2 separate regions of the Homo sapiens genome follow, and region 1 is linked to region 2. Evidence: chromatin contacts called from ENCODE Hi-C or POLR2A ChIA-PET data. All regions are on one chromosome and are shown on one strand. The core of a region is the stretch at or near the end of the contact, and the rest is flanking DNA. Distances in the headings are between cores, read along the strand shown. Region 1 has its middle 50 kb from the start of LINC02319. Region 2 holds the start of LINC02319 (long intergenic non-protein coding RNA 2319).

The links. Hi-C counts contacts between places; a loop is a spot of excess contacts on that map. ChIA-PET counts read pairs that join two places held with the same protein, here RNA polymerase II (POLR2A). Pooled maps may share reads with other maps.
Region 1: a map of natural killer cell shows a loop between it and region 2 (2.2-fold over the local background). The contact joins the enhancer-like site here to the promoter of LINC02319 in region 2. A Hi-C loop is called at or near these places in 1 of 168 maps with a recorded cell type or tissue (natural killer cell) and 1 of 50 pooled maps. POLR2A ChIA-PET finds 5 or more read pairs at or near these places in 4 of 52 experiments (A673, OCI-LY7, T-cell and 1 more).

What each region holds. Positions count from the first base shown.
Region 1 is chr14:52,172,663-52,177,912 of GRCh38, reverse strand. No RefSeq gene overlaps it. Among named protein-coding and RNA genes, the nearest start is that of LINC02319, 50 kb to the right of the region's middle. Within about 2 kb of position 1,837, at least 6 of the 41 ENCODE cell types and tissues checked have a DNase peak (open chromatin) inside an H3K27ac peak, as active enhancers do; they include OCI-LY7 and natural killer cell, where a contact is called at or near this core.
Region 2 is chr14:52,123,095-52,128,413 of GRCh38, reverse strand. LINC02319 (long intergenic non-protein coding RNA 2319) reads left to right here and starts at 2,917. Exons shown (of 3, transcript NR_187197.1): 1 at 2,917-3,220; 2 at 4,638-4,741.

The DNA of each region.
Region 1 (5,250 bases), core at 588-3,087, 51 kb before region 2:
ACACACCAGTGCCTGAGCCCATGTCTCCATAAGCATTTGTTCTTCGTTTGATAAACAAATGGATAGATGTATTTTAGGGCAAGATATTCATTCATTTAACAGATATTTACTGGGTACCTAATATCTGCCTGGCACCATTCTACATGCTGTGATAGAGAACTGAACAAAATAGACAAGTCTGCCCATGAAGATTACATTCTAGTGAGACGTGGTGTGTCATGACTTTTTCATAGTCCTGGGTATTCCAGGTTGTGGTGGTGGTGATGGGGGTGCTGCTGCTGCTGCTGCTGGTGGTTGTGTGTGTGTGCTTGTATTTCTTGGGGAACAGGGGTTTATAGAGGAGAAAGTAGTGGAGATTAATGTAAAAAATTGACTTTTAGAGAAGCTAATAATAGTCAGCTGAAAGCAGCAGGGCATGCTGTATATACTTTCAGCCCTGCATGCTCTGATTGTAGAACAGAGGGAGCACTAGAGTCTGGAGTACCATAGAGTACTCCACAGAGCCAGCATTCAGGTGGCCTTGAGGACAGCATTTTCAGTGTCAGGTGAAGGTCTAGCCTGAACAGAACCTGAATTCCCTTTTATCAGCTAGGGCTCTTAGATGCTAGTCATGAACAAGAACCCGGCAGGGTGCAGTGGCTCATGCCTGTAATCCCAGCACTTTAGGAGGCTGAAGTGGGAGAATCACTTGAGCCCAGGAGTTCAAGGCTATAGTGAGCTCTGATTGCACCTCTGCTCTCCAGCCTGAGTGACACAGTGAGATCCTATTTCTTAAAACAAAACAAAACAACAACAACAAAATAAGAACCTTCTATAGCTAATTAGAGCAGAAAGAATGTTTACTAAAGGATATTTGGTATCTTAAAGAAACTCCAGGAGAGCCAGAGAAACAGTGATGGAGACTGTACACCAAGAACTATGCCAAAATTGCCTACAGGACTGCTCCATGGAGGCCAGAGGGCAGCATTGGATACAGATCCTGCAGCTCACACTGCTGACACAGGAATCCGGACACCACCAAGACTGGTAGCTCAATGTCTCACCCCTACCCTTGCCACAACTGAGTTTCCAAAACTTTTTTAAAGTTCCAGAATAACACAGAATAGAAAAGAATTATCACAGACCACGCTTCCATATAACCACCACCCAGGTCAAGAACCCTCCCATGCCCAGTTCCCACCCCTATTCCTGTCTCTCCTCAATGGCAGAATAGCTCTTCCTGTCATTCTTTTCTGAGTAGAAAATCTTGTATCTGATTGGAGCAGCCTGGGAAGGTGAGTTTCTGGCATTTACTCCATAGAGATGAAGATTTAAAATAATTCCTCAAGGATAGGAAGGGTTTTCACAGGTTTTGAACAGCTTTACAGTATCACAAACTGTTACCATGTTCCCCAATGGGTAAATAAACATCTCAACCTCGTTAGGTTGAACCAGGTGTAATTTTAATTTTTGTAGGTTAAAAGTGGCTGAGTATCAGCAGTTTCCTGTGGTTTAACCTAATAGAAAAGAGTGTCAGTTAAAGCACAGGAAATGGAAAAGCATCTGAAAGAGATGAATAAGGAAGTGCTCAGGAAAGGCGAGAATGCTTGAAGCCAGCATCAGTTAGTAATGTGAGGCTTTGAACCTGTAAGTTACCTAGTTTATTACCTCCAGCATCTCTCGTTGCTATATGAGAAGTTTGTGGAACTAAGACAAGTGGTCTCTGTGTGTATGTGTTTGTTGCTTAGTAGTGAGCACTGCAAGGCAAGGAACACTGGGGGGAATTTAAAGCAACTGGCTGTGAAACCTCAAGACAGGAAGGAAGCTTCGCAGCTTGGTAGGTGCCAGTAGAGAATTGTCCAAGCAAGACAGAGCTACAGCCTTGTTTGCGTCCTGTTCTGAAGGCAGCGGGGTGGGTTGTACTACATTTTATAACACTTCTAAGTGGCTGTGGTTAAAATACACATCCTTAATGCAAGAAAATCATCAGGTGGCACAAAGACAGGCTATAATTTCATTCAGGTCAACATTGCTTAATAGAGGAAAAATAGAAATGACCTAGATGTTCAATTACGAGAGATTTTTAATATAAGTTATTTATCCATGTAATAGAATGCTAAAGAGTACCTAAAATAGTATTGTAGAAAATTATTTAATGACAAATTAAGCTGTTCAGGAAGCAGTAGTCTAATGATTAAAAGTATAGACTCCAGAGCCAAAATGCTTTGTTTGAGTCCTGGCTCTACTTACTAGCTGAGCTAAGGTGGGCAAGTTCCTCACTTGAGGTGTTAGAAGAGTTATTATAGGTAAAGCATGCAAAAGAGTTTCTGGAACATAAGAGGCACTGTGTATGTGTCAACTATTATGATGATTATTGTTGTTGACTGAATGTTTGTGTTCCCCCAAATTCATATATTGAAATCCTCAATGTGATGGTAGTAAGAGGTAACTAGGTCATAGGTAATTACCTCTGGGAGGTAATTAGGTCGTAAGGATGGAGCCCTCGTGAATAGGACTTGTGCCCCTAGAAGATGAGACAGAAGAGCTTGTTTTTCTCTGCCATGTGAGGATACAACCAGAAGATGACCTTCTGCAAATCAGGAAGCAGGCTCTCTCCAGACACCACATCTGCCAGTACCTTGAGCTTGAACTTCCAAGCCTCCAGAACTGTGAGAAATGAATGTTTATGGTTTAAGCCACTCAGTCTATGGTACATTTGTTATAGGAAGCCAAACTGACTAAGACAATCATATTCTTAAGGAAACCAACAAGGTTTAAAAACATAGTATATACTAATTAATCATGTGTATTTACTTTTGCTCCCTTATGAAATCTCACTAAAAAGTCTGGGCATGGTTGCTCATACCTGTAATCTCAGCACTTTGGGACTCTAAGGTGGGCGGATCACGTGAGGTCAGGAGTTCAAGACCAGCCTGGCCAACATGGTGTAACCCCGTCTCTACTAAAAATACAAAAATTAGCCACACATAGTGGTGCACACCCGTAGTCCCAGCTACTCAGGAGGCTGAGGCAGGAGAATAGCTTAAACCCAGGAGGCAGAGGTTGCAGTGAGCTGAGATCATGCCACCGCACTCCAGCCTGGGTGACAGAGCAAGACTCCATCTCAAAAACAAACAAACAAAAATCTCACTAAAAGAACAGTAAAGGAATTGAGAAATTAAAGTCCATGAAGACAGAAGGAAAATGGAGATGCAGCACATACATGTTTTGGCCAAATGCTAAATGGGTGAATGTTAAAATCAATGTTTGTCCAAAACCAAGGCTAACACCAAATAGCACCATCATTTGATTAAATTTCTGAGATATGAGAATAAGTGTAAAGTTTCAGTTAATATTTCAATTTTCAATTTTATTATGAAAAATTTTAGTAGTCAAATATTTGAAATTTGACATTGTTGAGCAGAAACCCAATTTTCTCAGCACTGTCAGCTGTGGAATGCTCCAAGGGTCACTATATTGCACATTGGCAATACTAAAGGCATTGCTGGTTTTAACTGAGGTGAGTAGAGTGGAAGATTTTTTTTTGTTGTTGTAGAGACAGAGTCTCACTCTGTCACCCTGGCTGGAGGGCAGTGGTGTGATCTCGGCTCACTGCAAGCTCCGCCTCCTGGGTTCACACCATTCTCCTGCCTCAGCCTCTCCAGTAGCTGGGACTACAGGCACCCGCCACCACACCTGGCTAATTTTTTGTATTTTTAATAGAGACGGGGTTACACCATGTTAGCCAGGGTGGTCTTGATCTCCTGACCTCATGATCCACCCACCTTGGCCTCCCAAAGTGCTGGGATTACAGGTGTGAGCCACCGTGCCTGGCCAAGTGGAAGATTTTAGTAGTAGTAGTAGTAGTAGTAGTAGTAGTAGTAGTAGTAGTAGAAGCATTTTGGCTAGCTCTGCCAGTGTGGGATAATTACTGATTGTAATGTTAACACTAAGTTACCAAGTCTTTTTCCCTCTCTAATAGTAACTGCCTAAAGCAGAGAGTTAACTCATCTTTGGTTTCTGCAATTAAAACTTAAATGATGGTGATAATGCAATTTCATTGAGGCAAACCACTTCCTTTAAACGAGGCTTAAATATATTTAGAAAGAGACTTAATATCACTGCCCTTCTTTCTTTTTCTTTTTTTGGGGGATAGGTGGGCAGATAGGCATTGGATGGTTTATCAAAACTTTATCAAAAGTTTTGTACTTATATCCTGATCTAGAAATGTGGCAATGGATAGATGCAATTGGCTTTGAAAGTTAGAAAATTTCTCTTTAAATTTCCATTTGTATCTCAATTTTTATTGTATGCACTCTAATTCCAGCATCTATCCTGGAATAGAAGGATAGATGGAGCTTTACAACAGGTCACATATAAAAGATACTTGGCCTCTCAAGGCACATCAGTTTGGTATACTCTATAGCATACTCCAGGATACAAGCTGCTTTTTCTGCAAACAACTGTTGGATTTTTGATCTGCTAGATTGACAGAAAAAAAACTTCCTGAATTATAATCTTCTCCATGTTGTTTACAATGTCCTAATTCTGTATTTTGTATTTGACATTTGGACATGTCATGTGTGACCACTTGGTGAATTAATGTTGATTATTGTTGACCTCTGCTTCTATTTCACTTGGCTGCCAAGAGCCTTCTGGGTCTCACACAGTTAAAATCACATTAAACCTAACTGAGGAGATATTTACATAATGGAAAGTCAGTGAAGAAAAGTGTTAGGCAATTGTCAATGACAATATGACAGCCATGATGGAGGCTATTGATTATTTGGGAGCCACAAGCATCTGATGTGTTGGCCATAGGCTTGGTTGTGTGTTCAGACAGTGATGATAGCACAGAGTAAGGTAACAGAAGTATTAGAAGTAGACAGTGAGAGAGTGGGCCCCTTGCCTTAATCTTCATCTCAATCTACCTGAATACAAGGGATTTGGAACTGCCTTGTCTACTCATTCAACTTGTTGATTTAAGATGGAATGAAAGCTGTGCAATGTTAAAGAAGCTGTTTGAACAAAAACAAGTCTTAATACTGCTTTTCTGTGTAACATTGCCAGCCTAGTAGGACCAAAATTCACCAACTGATATGCCTAGTTTTTCTGTGAGGAACTTTTGTACCTAGAATTCATAGCTTCAGCAAATTGCCAAAAAATGTTTTCTGTTTGATTATTGCAAATAGTTGGCAGTACATGGCAATTATTTTGACAAGTTTCCATTTAAATTTTTGGCCTCTATAAGAGACTCAAAATTATAAAGTG
Region 2 (5,319 bases), core at 1,668-4,167:
AGCACCCAGAGTCACAGCAGATTCACAGAGACTCCAGCACAACCACGTGGTGGAAGAAGATTTATAGACAAAAAAAGGGAAATGACCTACAGAAACCGGAAGTGACGCACAGAACAGCTGGATTGATTGCAGGTTGGCATTTGCCTTTTTTTTTTTTTTTTTTTTTTTTGAGACGGAGTCTCGCTCTGTCGCCCAGGCTGGAGTGCAGTGGCGGGATCTCGGCTCACTGCAAGCTCCGCCTCCCGGGTTCACGCCATTCTCCTGCTTCAGCCTCCCAAGTAGCTGGGACTACAGGCGCCCGCCACTACGCCCGGCTAATTTTTTGTATTTTTAGTAGAGACGGGGTTTCACCGTTTTAGCCGGGATGGTCTCGATCTCCTGACCTCGTGATCCGCCCGCCTCGGCCTCCCAAAGTGCTGGGACTACAGGCGTGAGCCACCGCGCCCGGCCGGCATTTGCCTTTTTTGAACACAGTCTGAACACTCATCAGTGTGTGAGTAGTTGAAGTATGGCTGCTGGGATTGGCCAAGACTCAGCTATTGTTACAGATGCATACTCCTAAGTTAGGTTTTCAATCTTGTTTATTAAGCTAGGTTACAGTTCATCCCCAAGGACTCAAATATAGAAGAATGGAGTCCTTCTCAGGCTATATTTATTTTGCTTTAACACACCTATGTCCTTGAAGGAACCCATGAAGAGCCCTTTCATGAAGAGTCTGTTTTGCTGATGAGGAAGATGAATAGAAATAAGCAACTTGTCCAAGGCCATGCTGAGAGAAATTTGGTAGAGTCCGTCTGAAGTAGACCCATGATCTTCTGATTCCTTACCAAGGGTAGTTCCTAAGGCTGTTAGTCTTTCACAACTTTCTTTAATAGCAGACAGGGGTGATTAGCAGTTGCTATTTGTGAAATGTCTAAGAGTTGATGCCTGGGATGGCCCTTGAGTTCACAGCTGTGAAAGTAAACCCATTACAACTATTTTTGTTTGTTTGTTTGTTTGTTTGAGATGGAGTCTCACTTTGTTGCCTGGGCTATAGTGCAGTGGCCTGATCTCGGCTCACTGCAACCTCCGTCTCCTGAGTTCAAGCAATTCTCCCCCCTCAGCCTCCCAAGTAGCTGGGACTATAGGCGCACATCACTACACCCGGCTAATTTTTTTTACTTTTAGTAGAGATGGGGTTTCACCATGTTGGCCAGGCTGGTCTTGATCTCCTGACCTCGTGACCTGTCCGCCTTGGCCTCCCAAAGTGCTGGGATTACAGGCGTGAGCCATCGCACCTGGCCCCCCATCACAACTATTTTATGGTCTGGGTCCCAGATTTTATTCACCTCTCTACCCCGGCAGCAACCTACACAGTGTTTCCTGCCTTCTAGGTGTATTAAATAAATACATGTTGGCTGAGCACAGTGGCTCACACCTGTAATCCCAGCACTTTGGGAGACTGAGGCAGGAGGATTGCTTGAGCCGAGTTTGAGACTAACCTGAGCAACATAGTGAGACCCCATCTCTAGAAAATAAGTTGAACATGAGCATGACCTAATAGCAATGAAAAAAGAATGCTCCCTATTTTTATCCATGACACATTATAGGAGATAAAAATGTCCTTCAGCGTACCTGAGATTATCAAGGATAGAAGTACATAAAACATTAAATTTCAGCTCTTTAGAATTATATGCCTAAATGCTGTTGGGTTTCCAAAGATAGTGGATTTCAACCCAATTTAATTTTAAAAAATGATGTTCACGCTAAACAAATAACTGTGCTGGGGTTGTAAGTAAGATCTAGTTTCTCACTTACAGGAATTTAGTGTCAAGTGGGAAGATGCAGAATGTTCGTAATTAACTACAGTATTACATGAAATAGAATGTGTTACCTGCCAAAATAGAGATCTACAGTGCAAAGAGACAAAAAGGTGAGAACTGGCTTTCACTTAGGAGAGTGAATGAAGCATTTGTGGAGGAAATGGTATCTGAACCGAGCCCCTAAAGGGTAGGTGGATCTTGCCTGTTAAAGAGAAAGAATCTTCTGGGCAGAGAAAATCACATGGGAAAAGAGATAGGCACAAAGATCTCTTGGGAGCAGCTACTTTTCCATATGGACTGGGCAGGGCACGCGAGTGAAGTATGAAGTTCAACTGGAATGTCATTGGGAACAGCCAAGGCCGAGAACTATGGAATAGTTTTGAGCCAGGGGAGATATGATCAGGGCTGTGCTGCAGAGAAAGTGGCTGCAGCAGGGAGCAGTGTGGAGGGCAGGGGGAAGAGATAAGAAGAGAGAGGTGAAGAGTTGGAAACCAGTAAGAAGGACACTTCAGAATGTGACATGAGTGAGAGAGTGGGTTTGGGCTCCTCTGTGGTAAACCTCATTTTGAAACTGGTTTCACTCGCTACCCCTGCAATTTAGGCTTTAAAATAAGACTGTCTTTGGACTTTAGTTTTCTCACCTGTGAAAGGAGAGGGTCGATGCTGGCTCAAGTCGGCCATCTCTGATGGTCTGTGATTCTAAGCATCTTATTTGTCATCTGCTACAAATCCAATTCTGGATGGCTGAGGTCACTTCTCATCCTTAAAATTTGCTAACATGAATTTGGTGTTGTTTGGTGCTGTTTGCAATTGGAAATCCCACTGATATGGCCATGATTTGGGGCAGGATTGGGAAGATGAAATCATTGAGTTGGAGTTTATTCCAATTTGCCTTATTTAAAACTTATTTCAGTTATACCAACTTTTCAAGCATGGCTGAAAAGAGAAAATATATCTTGCTGGGTTTACAAACTCGGGGGACAGGAAGTAGGTTTCCAACTCTGAACATGTGGTAGGTTACTTAGGTTACTTCTTGTAAACACAAGGATTTTACATCAGGGGCAGAGGCCAGATTTCATGACTATAACTGGAAATCTTAGGAAACAGATGAATCATATAACCCATCACTTCAACTGGAAAGCAAATGTATCCTACTATTAGAGTTTATCTCGAAATGCTTTGGGAAATCTCAGGGGGCTGGAGGAACCCTCAGCTCAAGCCATTTGTGGGATGTGTTGGTCCGGCATAGACTCCAGCCAAAAGACCAAATATTGCCTTTTGTTGTTTCCTGGAGGGAAGGATATGGACAACAATGATCTGGCCGTGGGGAAGATTCAAGGGAATAAAAATGAATCATCACCAGCCACCAGGAAGCACCAGGAGCTCTCTAAATGGAATGGAGGCCTCCCATACCTTGGGTGGGTGAGGTAAAACAATAGCTGATGAGGGAGACAGAGGCGGAGATAGGAACACTCAGCTTTACTGAGACTGGCAACCATGGTGAAGGAACTAACCAAAAGAAATATGAGCTTGCTGCTGCCCCGAATTTCAAAAGAAATCACTTCGGGGCTGGTTTCCTGTAGTGTCCCTTAGGGAGGTCATTTTTTTTTTTTCTGAGCCACCCCTGGTGATTTCCTCATCAGCTGCCCCAGCTCTAGTATCCACCATGAGCAATGTCATCTGCATAATAATGTGGAGAATGTAACCAACTATTCACTCCATGTCCAAAAGGGCTCTGTGAACTATGAGGCTACAAAGAGCCTCCAACCAGAAGACTGGAGTGCTAATTGCTGCCCTAGGAAGGAGGGTGGAGGGACATCTGCCCTCCAGTTCAGGTCCTCAGCTGCGGCTTTGGGGGAATTTTAGACACACCCTGCTAGTTGCTGGACCCTGGGACATAGGATTTGAGCTGGATTCTTTCTTGTCTTCTTGTGCTTTTTAAATAATGTAATTAATTAATTACCTTTTTAAAGCATCCTTATATCTCTCCATTTATTTTTGTCTTCTTTAGTGTTTCTAAATAAAGTCTTTTTTTAACCTTTAAAAATTAAGGATATTTTCAAACATACAAAAATTAGAGGATAGTATGATGAACCCACACCACCTAACTTCGATATCTGACCAAGTTTGTTTCACTTATGTCCCTTCCAGTTTTTTTCTAGATATGTAAAAACACATTCGAAGTATCATGTCATCTGTAAAGTCTTCAAAATATATTGCTAGCAGATAAGGAGTTTTAACAAATAACAGTACTACTATTATATGTAACAAAACTAGTAATTTTTTCACCTCACGTAATGCCCAGTGATCCACTTTCTCTTGTTGTCTAAAATGTCTTTTTTGAAGTTGGCTTGAGTTGGAAACCAAGTAAGATCTATACAAAATACACGTTAGTTCCTCTCTTCTTTTCATGCTATTCATTCGTAGAAGAAATCAGATAATAGGTTCTGTAGAATTTCGAGCTTTGGCTTATTGCATTCTTGTGGTGTTTTCCCAAGGAGCCCTTGTGTCCAGATGGTGGTCTTTCAATAACATTTCCCAATTTTTTATGATTACAGGGTTTTTGCTTATTTGATTTTATATTTGTATCTTGTTGTTCCTATGCTGAAAAGCTCAGTCTCTATATTAACATAATTACTTGTCAACTTTAGCTTACAACACATATATAGCTTAAAAATAATAGGCAATAAGACTACTGAACCTAGGTTAAGAGTTCTCTGCAATAATTCCATGGAGATAATATCTTCTTTTACATCCCTAAAGATATTTACTATAGTTCCTTTCTGCATTGATGTTTTCCTTTATTTTCTTTATCATTTCTGTTTCACTTTTCAGGCATTGATAAACCTTGGCTGTTGCTTCAAATATAAATGATTCTAGAACATCAGAATAACTAGTAACAGTAAGATTACTCAAATAAGCAAATAAAATCAAAGAAGGTAAGTAAAAATTTTATAATCTAACGTTTGAATTGGACATATCACTATAAACTCATTTTATCTTTTAAAATAAATTTTAAAATGCATATTTCATTGCTCTGTCCCTTGAAAAAGTCTAAAAGGAATGACAACTCAGCAGTAATTAACACAATAAGCATCCAGATTGTGGTTTTTAAATCCTATTGTGTCCAGAATTGGTGGGTTCTTGGTCTCACTGACTTCAAGAATGAAGCCGCAGACGCTCGCGGTGAGTGTTACAGCTCTTAAGGTGGCGCCTCTGGAGTTTGTTCCTTCTGATGTTCGGATGTGTTCAGAGTTTCTTACTTCTGGTGGGTTCGTGGTCTCGCTGGCTCAGGAGTGAAGCTGCAGACCTTCGAGGTGACTGTTACAGCTCTTAAGACAGCGCGTCTGGAGTTGTTCGCTCCTCCCGGTGGGCTCATGGTCTCGCTGGCTTCAGGAATGAAGCTGCAGACCTTTGTGGTGAGTGTTACAGCTTGTAAAAGCAGCGTGGACCCAAAGAGTGAGCGGTAGCAAGATTTATTGCAAAGAGCGAAAGAACAAAGCTTCCACATTGTGGA